Regions from separate parts of the Mus musculus genome. Here region 1 is linked to region 2. Evidence: chromatin loops called from intact Hi-C (ENCODE). Cell type or tissue: left cerebral cortex. All regions are shown on one strand. Each heading gives the region's core, and the rest is flanking DNA. Links, peaks and the distances in the headings are about the cores only.

Region 1 (7,497 bases), core at 1,556-6,555, 530 kb before region 2:
TTCCTTGGTTGTGAATCCCTCTTCAACGTCTGGCTAGAAATGAGCATTGCCACATTCTCTCACACAGATATGAGCCAGACCTAAGTCTGCCACTCGGAAGGCACAAGATGACAGCCCAGGTAGCCGCCAAACTTCCTTGTATGGTAGGGGTTAATCATGGCTCAAGCCCAGGGTCATGGGGAAAGGCTCTGAGTACTCTGGACCAGGTTACCCTCCATCATCACTAATGGAGGCCAAAGGCTAGCAAATTCATTGAAAGCTTGCTATGTTCCTGATGGGACTGACCTACTATGTGCCTCAATGGATAAGCAGTCCTGACCCCTGTAACCAGATCTCTCTGGCTGAGACACCTTTCTTAGTAGATACCAGCAGGTAAAGTACATGTATGTTTCATAGGGCTGCCGGGTCAAAAGTTGTATACAGGGCCTACTGGCTACAGAGGGCTGGGGGTTCCTAGAGAGAAGTGGGTTGTATGTACTGGGAAAGCTTTAGCGTTCAAGTGACATGGTGGTCAACTGGCATCTATTTGTCAAAGCAGCTCAGGGAAGGCATCTCCCTGGTGAACCAACCTCTGGGAAACCTTTCCACAAAACTGACACCAACATCTAGTTCAGGAGCTCTAGAAAATTGTTCAACTTCTGACAAAGACTCCCAAGGAACAGAGGGACGGCAGGATCAAGGGGTGGCCACCACCACCTGTTGGCCTTCCATATGTGCCACAGACTTAAGAAGCTTCCAGGCTATGTGAAAATAAAAACAGAGCAAGAGACAGCATCCCTGAAGCTCCAGGGACCAAGAAGTACCGAGCAGGTCTGGTGATATCACTACTACCCAGAAGGAGCAGAGGGTCTTGGTAGTGCTCCATGGCCCTAGTCTGGTGACTCTAGACACCATAGAAATAATGACTTATAGAAAGAAAGCCAAGTAACACCTGTTCCTTGGGTCCCAAGGTCACCCGTGTCACCTGCTGCTTAGAGCCACTGCCTTGGCTTCTGTGAGGGTGGATACTATATTTAGAAGTTATCTTGGACTGAATAGTGCTCCTCATGGTCCCATGGTGAATCCCCAAGCCTGTGACTGGTTTTGGAGATGGATCATTAGGCAGTCACGGAGGTTAAATGAGATCATGGTAGTAGGGAAGATAGGAAGAACCCTGGCTGGTCCAGGAGCACTTCTTAGATCTTGAGCCAAGTAGCACATGGCGGGCAGGAGCAAGAGTCCTGTCAGTCATCAGTGGGTGCTGACTGCATGCTGCCCATTCCCAGGAAGAAGCGAGGGAGGACTGGTCTAAGCCTTGCCCCCAAGCATCTGGCCGTGATGGCTGGATGACATCACTGGGCTCTGTGGATGATGGTGAACTGCCCTGTGGTCCTGTGGACAGGTCAGAGAGGCCGGGATGTTGGTGAGACTCAGTGGGCCTGCCATCATACCCAAACCCTGGCTGTCCTGCCAAGCCTCCCATTGATGGTTTTTATTTTCTGCAGGAAATGTGGCTGCTGAGGCTTCCCTGAAAGGTTCTTCCTTCCAGATCCTATTGATAAACAGCACTCAGGGAGAGAAGCCCAAGGAGGGAAGTCAGGATGAGAAATGTCACTCACCAGCAGGGTTTGCTTCAAATCCACAGGCCTACGAGGAAGAGCTGATGGATTTTGAGGTCTTCCTGCAATGTTCATTTTGCACCTAAATGAGGCTCACATTTGGAGCTAAGAGATGGAAATCCCTGTTTCTCTCTGTCTCTGTCTCTCTCACACTCCCTTTCCCCCTCTTACTCTCCCCAGATTAAAACAGAGTTATGGCTCTGAGTCTGCCTTCACATTGATAGGTCCTCATGCAATGTACAAGCTGGGTATATGTTCCCTGGAAAACACACATACACACATACGTGTACACACACACACACACCTCTACCTCAGTACAGACACAAAAGAGCACACATGGATATCCACCCAAATGCATGCACACAAGTATGGTCCCCTGTAATGAGTAAATATAAGCACACATACTGCACAGCCACACAGAAAGACACACACACACACACACACACACACGAGAACATGTTCCATGCGCATGTGAACACACCACCTCATACGGGCATTCAGGCTGTGCACGCTGTGGCCGAGATGCACTCAGCCCATGCGAGCATCAGCTTGCACTCACAAGGGCAGACAAAGCATGCCCTCAACAGAGAGTCCCCAGTGGTTAAAAGTCAGACATTAAAAGCATTAATAAAAGACGCTGCCAGAAGTTCAGTTGCAACATTGATTTCCTGGTTGTCAGAGCTGAGTAAATAAACCCCAAGTGGCATTTAATACCCAGTCTTCTCACAAAAGAACAGCTCTGGGGAACAGCCGAGCCAGTAAACACGGCCGACCTTCTTCAAAGCCGAGCGGACTGCAGTGGGCTGCGACACCGGGACCCTTCCTCCTCCGACAGTCCCAGGGTCTCTTAGCCTCATCTGTTAACTTGTTTATCTTACAGTCTATAGTTGGGAACCAGGGCCAAGGTCTTAGAGGCAGCTCAACTGTCAGTGGATGTCCCTTGACACCACACAGATGTTCCAGGTCCTTCCATGTGTGACTAGAAAGTTTTCCCTCCTGGGCCACCCAAACCTAAGATGGACTGAGATATCCCTGAGCTTGCATTCTGTACCCATCACCTCTAATCCAGGTGATCTGGATTACGTCCTTTGAAATATAATTGAGATCCTAACCCCTGTGCTTAGAGGCTGACAGGGTCTTTAAAGACAGTGAGTGTATACCATGTGTGTTCTTTTGTGATTGGGTTACCTCACTCAGGATGATATTTTCTAGTTCCTTTATTTATAATAGCCAGAAGCTGGAAAGAATCCAGATGTCCTTAAACAGAGAAATGGATACAGAAAATGTGGTACATTTACACAATGGAGTAGTACTCAGCTATTAAAAACAATGACTTCATGAAAATTTTAGGGTGTGGCTTTCTGATTGTCTTTGCTACATTGTTTCTCATGAGAATTCAGCAATCAACGTTGCCTTTATTTCTCCATGTAAAATATATCCTTTAAAAAAATCCTTTTGTCTTTGTCACTGGTATTGAGTGATGTGATTATGTGTGTCCTGCTTGAGTGTGTGTGTGTGTGTGTGTGTGTGTGTGTGTGTGTATGTGTGTATGTGTGTGTGTATGTGTGTGTATGTGTGTGTGTATGTGTGTGTATGTGTGTGTATGTGTGTGTGTATGTGTGTGTGTGTGTGTGTGTGTGTGTGTGTTTATGTGTGTTTTTAAGCTTTTCTATCTGAAGAACTACATTTATATTTGGAAAAGTTGGAATGTTCTCTCTGTTCAAATATATGTATTAGGCAGCTTTTCATTTTCTTTCAATAATATTCCACTAAAATTTAAAGCCAAGTATTTTTTTTTCTCTTTGCAGAAGGCCTTTGTGAAGTATCCCGCACCGTGCCGCTGGGCCCTCCAATCTTCTGCGGTGTCAAATCTGCCATGCAGTCCCAGCCACTGCGATTTTCATCTTAGACTTGCGAGTTTCTAGGTCTAGAAGTTTTATTAGGGTTTTCTTTCTTATTTCCCACGCCTCTTTTCAGGACGTTTTTGTTTCTGTAACTTCGGCCGTATGAAATGCAGCTTTAAGGAGCAGTTTAAAGCCTGCTTAATCCCATCAGCCCTGTCAGTCTCTAGTCTACTTTGGCTCACATCTCCTTGGTCCTTTTCATGCCTGGTCATTTTTTTATTGGATTCTAGACATTGTGCATTTTATCTGGGTGCGTGGTGGATATTTTTGCATTCCGGGCAATCTTCTTACAGTTTGTTTTGGAAAGAGCCTTCCTATTTTAAGTCCTGCTTTGGAGAGTTGACAGGTGTGACTACACCAATGTTCAGATGTTGGGCTGAGTGAGGCAAGCCCAGGCAGTGGATTGTACCCTGTGAATGGGAGGCTGGGATGGCAAGGTAGTGGGGCAGCCCTGCTCCTGGTCCTGGGTGGGTGCTGCTTACTGCTCCGACTGAGCTACTTGGGTATTGTCCTGGTTATGTGTGGCACTCTTACATGCCTTCAGTAATACGTTGAAGACCAAAGACACCATTGCAGGCCTCAGGCCTCGAGTTCTCTGTGGCTCTCTCATGTCTGCTCTTCTAGCCTGCGAGTAACCCTTAGTTTCCTAGACCCTCAGATCCATGTCTTCACTTCAGAGTTCACAGATCTGTTTTGAAAGCCCCTTCTGCCAGCACCTGAGAACTATGTCAGGACAGCAACGTTAGGATGGAAACATGGGATTTTAGGGCTCATCTCCCTTTCCATCTCTCTGAAGCACTGTTTTTAGTTGCCTTATACTAACACCCCCCCCCCAGCCAGTGTTTTGTATGTTTTACTCGTTTTGATTTGCTGTGTCTCACATGACACTCGAAAGATTCTGAATAGACCCCAGAGTGGACAGACTGTATAGGGCCATCTCAGTCCTGGAAGCAGGGTTTCTATTCCTTTCCACAAAATCTCCAATGTTCTACTCTCAGTGGCATGTGTGTGCATGTATCCATACATGTGCATTTGTGCACCTGGTGTGTGTGTGTGTGTGTGTGTGTGTGTGTGTGTGTGTGTTTGATGCTTTGAGCTCCAGGAAGAAGCTGAGATGAAAGACACCCTCTTTTGATGGGAGTAGCATAGATGGCAGTTTAGAAACTTCTCAGATTGGTCTCCATGGCATGCTCCTTGCCTGGTTATTGGCTTCCCTGCTGAAGCCTCACAAGGTTGGGCTCCTTGTTTTCTGAAGCTCTGTCCTGGTTCCTAGGTAGGACACATATCATTAGGTGTTTGGCAGGAGGGATGAGGGTACCATGGCTCTGCCACTCGCCATGAGTACATCACTTCCCTGACGTTCATCAAGGACCTGTGTTAGCAATGTCTCCCACCCAGGGCTTCTGCACTGAGGTGAGATTACTTCCTATGTAGGGGGGAACCTAGTGAGCTTCACCCTAGGCACAAAGTATGGCCACCAAGAAAAAGAATGAGATGCCCAGGAATCTGAGTAGGCCTGAAGCTATGAGGCCATCTAATGTGGTTTGGGGCTCTATTCATCCCTGGTTCCACACTTCTTGGGCTTGATTTGCTGTCTGCCTCCTGCATTGGAACACGAGTAATACTTGGGCACCTTTGGTCCCCTGAAGTCTCCACTATGTGTGGGTTAAATCTAGAGTAGCCCTCCTCTGGTCTCATGCAGGCTTCCTGGTGACTCGTCAGGAGGCAGAAAAAAAAAATCATAAGTGTTCATGAGGTTTCTGGCTGCTCTGACCCTCAAAATCTCTGCCTCCCCTCCCTTAGTCCTCCCCAGTCTCAGGATCAGGAGACTCTCTCTGGTAGACCTGCCCCTGCAGCCGTCCTCAGTAACAACACCTGGAGACTTTGTTCCAGCCCACTCAGCTCCTGATATCCTGGTCCCTGATGCCATTTGCCTGCTGCCTCTTAACTCAGAGACCAGGACCTGTAGACTATGCTGGGTCCTTCAGGCTATGCTGGGACCTGCAGGTTCTCCTGGGATGGTCAGGTTGAATTGGGACAGGCAGGCTGAACTGGACCTGCAGGCTGAGCTGAGACAGTCAAGCTGGACTGGGACCTTCAGGCTGATCTGGGACCTGCAGGCTGAGTTGGAATAGGCAGGCTGTTCTGGGACCTTCAGGCTGAGCTGGGACAGGCAGGCTGTTCTGAGACCTTCAGGGTGAGCTGGGACCTACAGGCTGAGCTGGGACCTGCAGGTTGAGCTGGGTCAGACAGACAGTGCTGAGATCTGCAGGCAGTGCTGGAACCTGCAGGCTGAGCTGGGACAGCCTCCGTGCTTTGAGCCAGTCATGTCCACTCACTCCATATTCCTCTTGGAGCTTCAATCCTACATAATCTGATGCTCCACACCAGAACCCTGCCCAGGATTGCATGTCTGGGACAGAACGGGTCTATGGCTGGAGGCTCCAGGTGACCAGTAAGTACCATCCCCCCTGGCTAGTCTGTGGGGTGGGGGCCAGGAACCAGGGCAGACACCACTTCTATTGAATCCAGGTGAGATGCAGGTGTTGAGAAACCCTTCATCCTCACCCCCCCCCACGTTATCCTCACCCCACCCCCCACGTCCTGTGTGTGTTTTCCTTCTTCCAGAGATTTATTCTATTTTTAATTAACACATAATAATTGTACAATTTAAGAGAGGTGATGTGATGTTTTGATGTGTGTGTGTACATTGTACAATGATCAGATCAGGATAATTAACACGTCCATCATCTCTAAAGCCTGTCATTTCTTTGTAGGGAGATGGCAACATCTGCTCTTCTGGCTATTTTGGGACTTACCTTAATGCTAGCCATGGCTGTCACTTGGCATGTGCCACATGGCAGAACACGGTACACCTTGCTGCCTAACTCTGTGCCCACTGACCACCCTTCCCTATTAACCTCCAGGCTCCTACCTAGCATTTGTTCGCTATTCTGCCCTTAACTTGTAGGAGATGAGCTTGTCCAGTGTCCACACGTGAAGAGGATCGTGCAGGGTTAGTTCCTCCGTGTCTGGCTTATTTCATTGTACACAATGCCCTTCAGCTGCATCTGTCTACTCGAATAGGACAGGATTTCATTTTTTTTAAGATGGCAGAACAGCCATCCATTGTGCACACACATAACATTTTCTTTGTCCATTCATCTGCTGATGGACACTTAGCTAGCAATTTCACTCCCGAGAGTTTATGTAATCAGACCTCAGAGAGATGTCTGGACTTCCGTGTTGATTGCGGCAACCATTCAAATGGCCAAGATGATATTTTCTGTTTTAAGACCCAGCCTGCAGAGCTTCTGGAGAGATTGGGAGTCAAGAGCAATGAGGAAGAGAGAAGAATTGGGGATTAGCTGAGAACCAGGAAGCCCAAGATTGCTGACCTAGGAGCAGTGCAGAGGTGGCCTTTTGGATACTCTTGGTTTCTCAAGCTTGTCCAAAAATTGCTGGGAGCTAAGACACTCTTCATGGACTCTTACAGGAAGCTTGGGGTGGCTCCCCTATGATTCTTTGGGTGCACATGTGCATGTGAGTCTAAGGTCCAGAAATGGTGGTGTAATGACAAGAACCTCCAAAGTTGACCAGTTAGGAGTAACCTGGCCTCTTTGACCAGTGGCTTCCTCCTCAAGCAGCAGGGACAATCTCATGCCTGTCCCCGAAATTGTGAGGCCCAAGTGGTGCTGTTCATAAGCTAGTATCTCTGTGCAACTCATTCTGCATTTGTCAGCGATCAAGCCACTGTGCTGTGTATGGGTGGCAGTGGTGGTCAGGATCCCGTGGCTGAGAGTCATCAGTAAAATGTGACAGAGATCTCTGATCATCTGATCAACCCAGTCAGACTCCCACAGTACCTTCCCTGGCTTTCAGGCAGGTCACAGATAGAAAGCAGCCCTGACCACACCCCACAGACCCTTTTCTGCTCTCCAGAGTTACCCTAGAGGAAGCAGTCCAGCCTCACCCACTTTCAGCTTCCATGGCTA
Region 2 (7,497 bases), core at 1,423-6,422:
CTGAGTGCTGGGATTAATGGGGTGTGCCGCCACCACCTAGCTGCATTCTGCACTTCTTACTGAATGATGAACCCCCAGACTATGTTTCTAGATGGCAAGGCACGACCTGGCAGTTGAACAGACCCTCTCAACTTCACATGCACCACACACAAATGATGCATACGCACACACACCACATGCACGCCACTCTTCTCCTCTTCTTGCAAAGGTCGTGTTGCACCACGATACCCAGCAATGCCCTAGGGTTCCATCACACATCAGCCATCTCCGTTCTCCAGCCTCCCCTTGCACCCACCCATGCACCTGGCCTGTCACTTATGACCTGTGCACCTTGTCACCCCTCGGACATAGTCCAGCAAGCACAGCAGCAGCCAAGAGCCCCACTGAGGCTGTAGACTTATGCCTCAGGACTGCCCTGGCCCCTGAGCCTCAGCGCCACCCTTCTCCTCAGGTCTGTATACCCTGCCAAGTGATAGGACAGGACCCACCCAGGTGCTTCCTGGAGGTGGAAGGGCATGAAGGAGTAAAAGCCAGCACAGCCCTTCCTGTGTTGTTCCAACGTGGAGTCAGGGCAGGGATAGGAACTATGCATCCAGGCTATAGGCACCGCGTATCCCAGGCATTGAAAGTCTCAGCTACTGGCTGAGTGTAGAAGGAACGGGTGGGCACTGATCCCTAGGCAAGGACCATGGCTTTCTGGACCCACCTCTGGGCAGCGTGTGAAACGTGAGCTCCTCCAAGCTCCAGCCCTTTACTTGCCTGCCAGTGACTTTGAAGCCCTACCTAGCCCTCAGCCCCGCAGCCTAACAGAAGCCTAAAACCTTCCCTCCAGGACCAGAAGTCGCTGCTGACCTAGGGGAGGTGGTCTGGCAAGCCATGGGCTCCTGCCTAGGGTTCAGTTTGCCCCAGTGGGAAAGATACAACAAGATTCTATGAATATTATGATGGGTGGAGACCAAGGCTGGGAGATTACACCCCTCTTCTAGAACCTTCTGTTCCCTTAGGATCAAAGCCACCACTGGAGCCTCTAAGGGCTGCTAAGACTCTGTGTGCAAGTGACCACTCCCTCCCAGCTTCATAGCTCTGCAGACTACGCAGCTGACCCTACCAAGATGGCTTCCCCTTCCTCTACCCATCCAGGCAGCCCCGTCCTGTGGCACCTCCCTCTATCCACTCCGGAACCCTGCCCTCACTTCTCATCTGGGCTGGCTGGATCTGTCACTAGGCACCCACTTCTTCCTCTACTGTTTCTCACACCCAGTGTGAGCTCTGAGGGCCCGGGGGGTCTCCTGCACACAGCCCTCCCTGGTCATCGATGTCAGAATGGCTGTTGAGTGGATGCTCGAGAAAGCACTGTGGTATGACTGAAGTGGATGACAGACATGAAGAGCAGAGGGCTAGAGGGAACTCCTGGCAGAGCAAACAGCCCTGCACAGCCTCAGCCCCAGAGACATTCAGCCCTTGCTGACCAGAGACCATCCTCTGCCAGCTGTCTGTGGTTACACCTGCCTGGATGTCCTAAGCCCCTGGCTGCTGCGACTGGACGGGACCCACCCAGCAGATCTTTCTTCTCAGAAACTGGCCGAGCTGTTCTAAGACAACCCATAGCCTTGGGCCAGAAGCCAACCCTGCCCCCCTCCACTCTTCCTGGTCCGAACAGCTGTGGCTCACCCCTCTGTCTAGGGAAGGTGTGGTATCTCCGACCCCACCACCACCCCTCTCCCGCCCCCAGGCTCCCTCCACCCCAACCCCGCCCCCCTTCCTCTAGGCAGCCAGGCCAGCAGGGGTTGGGAGGGAGACCGCTCCGCCCCCACCCCTCCCACCCCTCTGCCTGTGTCCAAAAGCAGCTGGCTGGCCTGACGTCAGGCCCTGGGAAGGCACTGTCTGTGGGTCCACAGACCTAGAGCTTCAGGGGACAGGCTCATCCCAGAGGAAGGTGCGGCAAGAGCGGGTGAGTTCCCCAGGCACTGCTGCCTCCTGCACCCCTGTGCACAGAGCGGGCTATTCGTATTGCCCAGTTGGGTGACTTAGGAAGAAGAGAGGGGGTGAGAAACAGGACCAAGAAGCAAGCCCAGTTCACAGCCCTCTGCCACAGAGACAGTCGCAGAGATGTAAAGAGTTTGGAGGGGAGAGGGGCAGAAGTGGCACCCTCCCTGCCCCGTGGGGTTGCTCTCTATTCTCCCAGTGACCCTCACCCACCTTGCCCACTCTGGATTTCATTCATGAAACCGATCACACACTTGCGCATCCGCTGCTGAGTCCAAAGCCAAGGGCTCAGTTTCCTCTCCTGTCCAGGAAGGCACTTGGGATGGTCCCACAGACCAGGCAAACAGCATTTGATGAGCTCTGGGTCCCTAACCACTAGCACCAGGAGGGGACAAGGCTTGGAAAAGCATCCACTTTCTCTACAAGGAACCACATCTGCCCACCCCTGGCTCAAGGTCTCTGCCCTAGTCCAGGTCCTTCCTCTACCTCTTTGGGAGTGGGGAAACTGAGGCCCATTGCTGGATTTTCTGCTCAGCCCGCAACAGGACCCCCAAGCTGATGCTTCCGGACTGAGCTTCCCTGGTGTAGCTGCCCTGTGAGAAGGCTGTAGAGCAGGGTCCCGAGGGGGCTGGCTGGCTGGGAACTGGCTGGTGGCCAGAGTGGCTGGCGGGGGCAGGCTGTGGAGCAGCTGGGTAGCCTCAGGCAGGACGGAGACAGAGGCTGGTGGAGGGAAAGCATAGCCCGCAGAGGTTACCTGCCTTTGCCTGCCTCTGTGTGCTGCCCCAGAGCAACAGGCTGCCAGGGGGTTGCCTGGCTGTGTGTCTGCTGAGTAGGTCTTTCTGCAAGCACGGTGGGAACAAAGGGAGCTGTGCTTCCTCCTGGGATTCTTCAGGGGATTTCTTCAAACCTGTACAAGATAGTGTGAGATGGGGTTGGCTATGGGGTCTTTCCTGTTTGTTGCTTGTTTTGTGGTAAGGCCTCAATCTACATCCCAGGCTGCCCTGAAACTCTATTAGCTTGATGTCTTCATAGCTTAGGTTGCAGTGTTCTTCCTGAGTCAGCTTTCAAGGGCTGGCTTTAGAGAGTGTGTGCATCAGACCCATTTCCAGTGGGTTTGGGGGGTAGGGGTTGTTTTGTGTTCCTTGGTTTGGTTGGTTGGTTGGTTGGTTGGTTGGTTGGTTGATTGGTTGGTTATAGTTCTTGAGACAGGATCTCCTGTAGCCCAGGCTCACTGTGTTACTCAGACCTCAAACTCACAGTAATCCCCCTGCTTCTACCTCCCAAATTCGGATATTGCACTCTCACTAGCTCCAGTCCAGCCAGATACCACGCAAATAAAAACAGGGAGGCAAATGAACAAGACACTGCCACACAGAACGGAACACAAACTAGGGAAGGTGATTGTCCCAGCCACGCCCTCGAAGGAGGTGAAGCAGGTCCAAAGATGTCTGAGTAAGATTCCTTCCATAGGTCTAGTCAAAACCAAGGCAACAGTGTACCTAGGTTGCCCCAGCTCTCCACTGCATATTGGACCACACAGTGACTACCCTGGGGCTTTGAATGTGTCTGTCCAGCCTTCCCCTCCACTACTCTCTTAGATGGGTCTCCTGGCCCTGCTTCCACTCCAGATGTGAGCTGTATGAGGAGGGACCAACTCAGCCTAAATCCCTTAAGACCCCAGTGCTGGGGTTTGAGTCGGATCTAATGCCTGCAGAACCCCCTGCTCTATGTGCATTCTGGGGGGCGGGGGGCAGACTATAGGTGGCTGAGTCAGTCCTCCTCTGCATAGGGTGGGCAACAGGCCTGGCCTGATGTGCATTCAGCTTCCACAGAGCTAATAGCTGGGAATTAGACAGCACAGAAATCAAACCTATTACTTCTGTCCCTATTGTGTGACACAAAGCATCAGAGTGAGCCTCTCTAGGCCCCATTGGCCTCGTAACCAAAATGGGGTCAGCAGAACCTACTTGGGGTTCCCTTGGGAGGGAGAGGGGTTAGTGAGATCTTTGGAGGTATTCTCATAGGGACCAAAGAATCATGGGATTATAGCTTTTTCCTCAGGGAAGGTATCCAAGGTACCGGGAACTTAAGGGGGTTCAGGGAGTATTGTGTGGGATACTGACTGTGAGTACTAAGCACTTATGACAGGAGACTTAAGCACAGGGAACAGAGTGTGCAGACTCTACCAGGTAACCCAGGCACAAAGAACAGCATGCCCCAGATGGAGAACAGCGGATGCAGAGAGCATACGCACCAGGCACTCAGAAGAACTAAGCATTTCCCCCACCCCCACCCCCCCAACTCTGCACATCCCAGCAGCCCTTCAAAAGGTTGAATTGGCAAACAGAGTGTCAAGGACCAGGGAAGCTATAGTTGTCTAGGCTAGAGGTGAGCAAGGAACCAACATGTCAGGGAGACCTGAGGACATTAGAAGCCCCAAGTGTGACCAAGTGTGATCCTCCAGAAACGTGCCATTCCTGTTAGTCCCATTCCCAAGGTCTCAGGTAAAGTTTCTCAGATGGTGACTTTGGGGGAAGTCAGCAAGATACAGCCCAGGTCCTGTTCACAACAGTGCGTGGTCCGCTCCCAGGAAAGCTGGGTTGTGGGGTCTTAAGGTCCTAACTGTGCTTCAGAGAGCTGCCAGGTGACTCGGAGAAAGTTGGATCTTTATGCCAGACTAAACGAAGAGAAACCACGGGGCAGTTGAAGCCAACAGAACACAGTTGCTCCTGGATCTAAAGAGGAAGCTACGGAGTCCAGCACAGTAGTTCACACACGTAATCAGCCCTTGGGTAGCTAAGACGGGAGGATTGCTGTGAGTTCAAAGATAGCCTATGTTTACATAGTAGGTTCCAGTTCGGCCTGGACCAGAATGTGACTGTCTCAAAAACCATGATTAGTAATAAAAATAAGCAAGCAGGTGCTTCCCTAGCCATGGCTCTCTTGGCCTTAGAAGCACTAGGTAGATCTTTATTACGGTTACACTCTAAGCCCAGGCAAACTCGTACATACACCTGTGACTTCAGAGTCCCCAAGAACCTCTCAGTTGCTACAACTAGCCCCCCTGCTCCCTACATGGCTCTTGGTCCCGCCCAACGCATATTGGATCCCCAGGGTCATGACCCTGGGCAGATGGCTTGCCTCTCCTGTAAAAGCTGCCGCCCCGCCCCGCCGCCTTGGAGCTGTGAAATACTCATACTCCCGCCCAGACGATCCCTAGCGCCTGCCCCTCCCAAGCCTGGCGCAGGAAATCAGGTGGAGCAGGATCCGGAGCCACCCTTTAGCTTCCTGGTCCCATGTGGAGCCAGGCTGGGCAGCCAATCTGCAGAAGAGACAGTGGGGCCACTAGACAGCCAAGAAGCCACATGCTGACGTCAGGATGGGTTTGGGCAGAGCCTAAGGAAAAGCCAAGACAAGCCACTCCCCACTCAAAGGTTAAGGAGAGAAGTAGCCGTGGCCCCTGGTGACCAATAGGGAATCCTACACTAGAGCATGCCACAGGTCCACTCTCACAGCTGTGAGCGACAGAAGTTGCCACTCCCATTAGAGTTCAGAGCATGGTATATCAACTTGACTTAAAAGGGAGGGTGACTTAAGAAGTTAGATCTGTCCCTGAGAGCTTCCTGAAATCTCTTGAGAAATCCTGGGCTGGCTGACATGGCCCACTCGGGATCCTTCAGCTTGCTCACTGTAACTTAAAGCTCTTTTTGTGGGCGATGTGGGCATTTCCCACTGAGCCACACAACACCCCCAGGCCTCTCTGCAGCACTCTCTTCATTTATGTAGATCCCCAAAGTCTTGACTCAACAAGGTGGAGTGAATCCCCAGGGTCCAGGTGGCGGCAGAGCAAGCTCGAAGCAGACAATTCCATGGAGTGTGATGATGTGCTGGGGTAGGGACAAACCCAGCAGTCTGGGTGACGTCGAAGGGCTTCCTGGAAGAGGTTTCAGCTTCGCTCAACTACTGGATAGGGAGGGCACAGCTGGAGGTAAAAACCAGTAACAGGCCCCCAGCTCCACTCTTAGTGGAACCCGGAGGGCTCTGGGAAGGTGAGCAGTGGTTAGACAGTGAGTATTAGGGCAAGAAGCCTGCCTTGCTCTGCCGACTTTGGCAGGACGGCTATTCTGTGCTGGGCTCTGATAGCCCACCATCCCTAAAGTGCTCTGACTGGTGGGAAGGTACAATATACAGCATCATAGAAGTAGCAAAATCATTGAATGAGGAGTAGAAGGCCAAGTTGAAGGGACACCCAGAAGCTGGGCAGGGATCATACCTGCAAGAGGAGAGTTTCTTTCTAGCAGGCAAAAGCCTTGGCAGCAGAGGGTCACTCCAACCCTGGTCAAGACCCAGCCTCAGGCCCCAGGGGAGAGGGACTGCACAACCCCTCCCCCTGAAGGCTGTTTGTGTGTGATCTGGGGGGGACCTAGACCACTACAGCCTGCCCTCAGCAAAGCCTCAAATGGCCTATAACACACAGGTTCTGGCTCTGATCTCCTGGAGGGAAGAAAAGAAGTTAGCAGGGGGGCTGGAGAGGTGGCTCAGTGGTTAAGAGCATTGACTGCTCTTCCATAGGTCCCAAGTTCAAATCCCAGCAACCACATGATGGCTCACAACCATCCATAATGAGATCTGATGCCCTCTTCTGGGATGTCTGAAGACAGCTACAGTGTACTTACATATAATAATAAATAAATAAATCTTGAGAAAAAAAAAAGGCCGGGCAGTGGTGTTGCACACCTTTAATTCCAGCACTTGGGAGGCAGAGGCAGGTGGATTTCTGAGTTTGAGGACAGCCTGGTCTACAGAGTAAATTCCAGGACAGCCAGGGCTACACAGAGAAACCCAGTCTCGAAAAGAAGGAGAAGGAGAAGGAGAAGGAGAAGGAGAAGGAGAAGGAGAAGGAGAAGGAGAAGGAGAAGGAGAAGGAGAAGGAGAAGGAGAAGGAGAAGGAGAAGAAGAAGAAGAAGAAGAAGAAGAAGAAGAAGAAGAAGAAGAAGAAGAAGAAGAAGAAGAAGAAGAAGAAGAAGAAAGAAGAAAAGTTAGCAGGGCCAAGCAAGCCTCTACCCCGCATGCTCACTGTTTGCAGAGGCTCAAAGGCAGACTTTTCTGCCCCAAAGCAGTGGAGGCAGGGAGGGTGGTAAAGAGGCATAGTGTGGCTGGTGAGATGGCTCAGAGAGTAAGAGCACTGACTGCTCTTCCAAAGAGTCCTGAATTCAAATCCCAGCAAGCACATGGTGGCTCACAACCACCCATAATGAGATCTTGACACCAACTTCTAGTGTGTCTGAAGACAGTTACAGTGTACTTATGTAAAGGAATAAATCAATCTTTAAAAAAAAATTTTAATCCCAGCACTCAGGAGGCAGAGGCAGGCGGATTTCTGAGTTCGAGGCCAGCCTGGTCTACAAAGTGAGTTCCAGAACAGCCAGGGCTATACAGAGAAACCCTGTCTCAAAAAAAAAAAAAAAAAAAAAAAAAAGAGGCATAGTGGTCCCAATAGAAACCTTCTCT

The links. A loop is a pair of places that touch in the nucleus more often than their neighbours do. Peaks named below come from ENCODE experiments on the same cell type or tissue, not always from the same donor. Only the 100,000 strongest peaks of a DNase experiment are listed, where the experiment ranks them.
Region 1: it touches region 2 in a loop (2.4-fold over the local background); 1 of 42 quality-filtered maps calls a loop at or near these places.

The regions. Positions count from the first base shown.
Region 1 is chr15:74,228,893-74,236,389 of GRCm38, reverse strand. It overlaps Gm19859 (a long non-coding RNA gene), which reads left to right. Exons shown (of 6, transcript XR_001781685.2): 6 at 1,485-1,802. Among named protein-coding and RNA genes, the nearest start is that of Gm32918, 28 kb to the right of the region's middle. In left cerebral cortex, for the core only: no CTCF peak of the experiment used is centred there; a DNase peak (open chromatin) is centred at 3,850.
Region 2 is chr15:73,701,775-73,709,271 of GRCm38, reverse strand. It overlaps Gpr20 (G protein-coupled receptor 20), which reads left to right and starts at 1,767. Exons shown (of 2, transcript NM_173365.2): 1 at 1,767-1,951. In left cerebral cortex, for the core only: no CTCF peak of the experiment used is centred there; no DNase peak of the experiment used is centred there.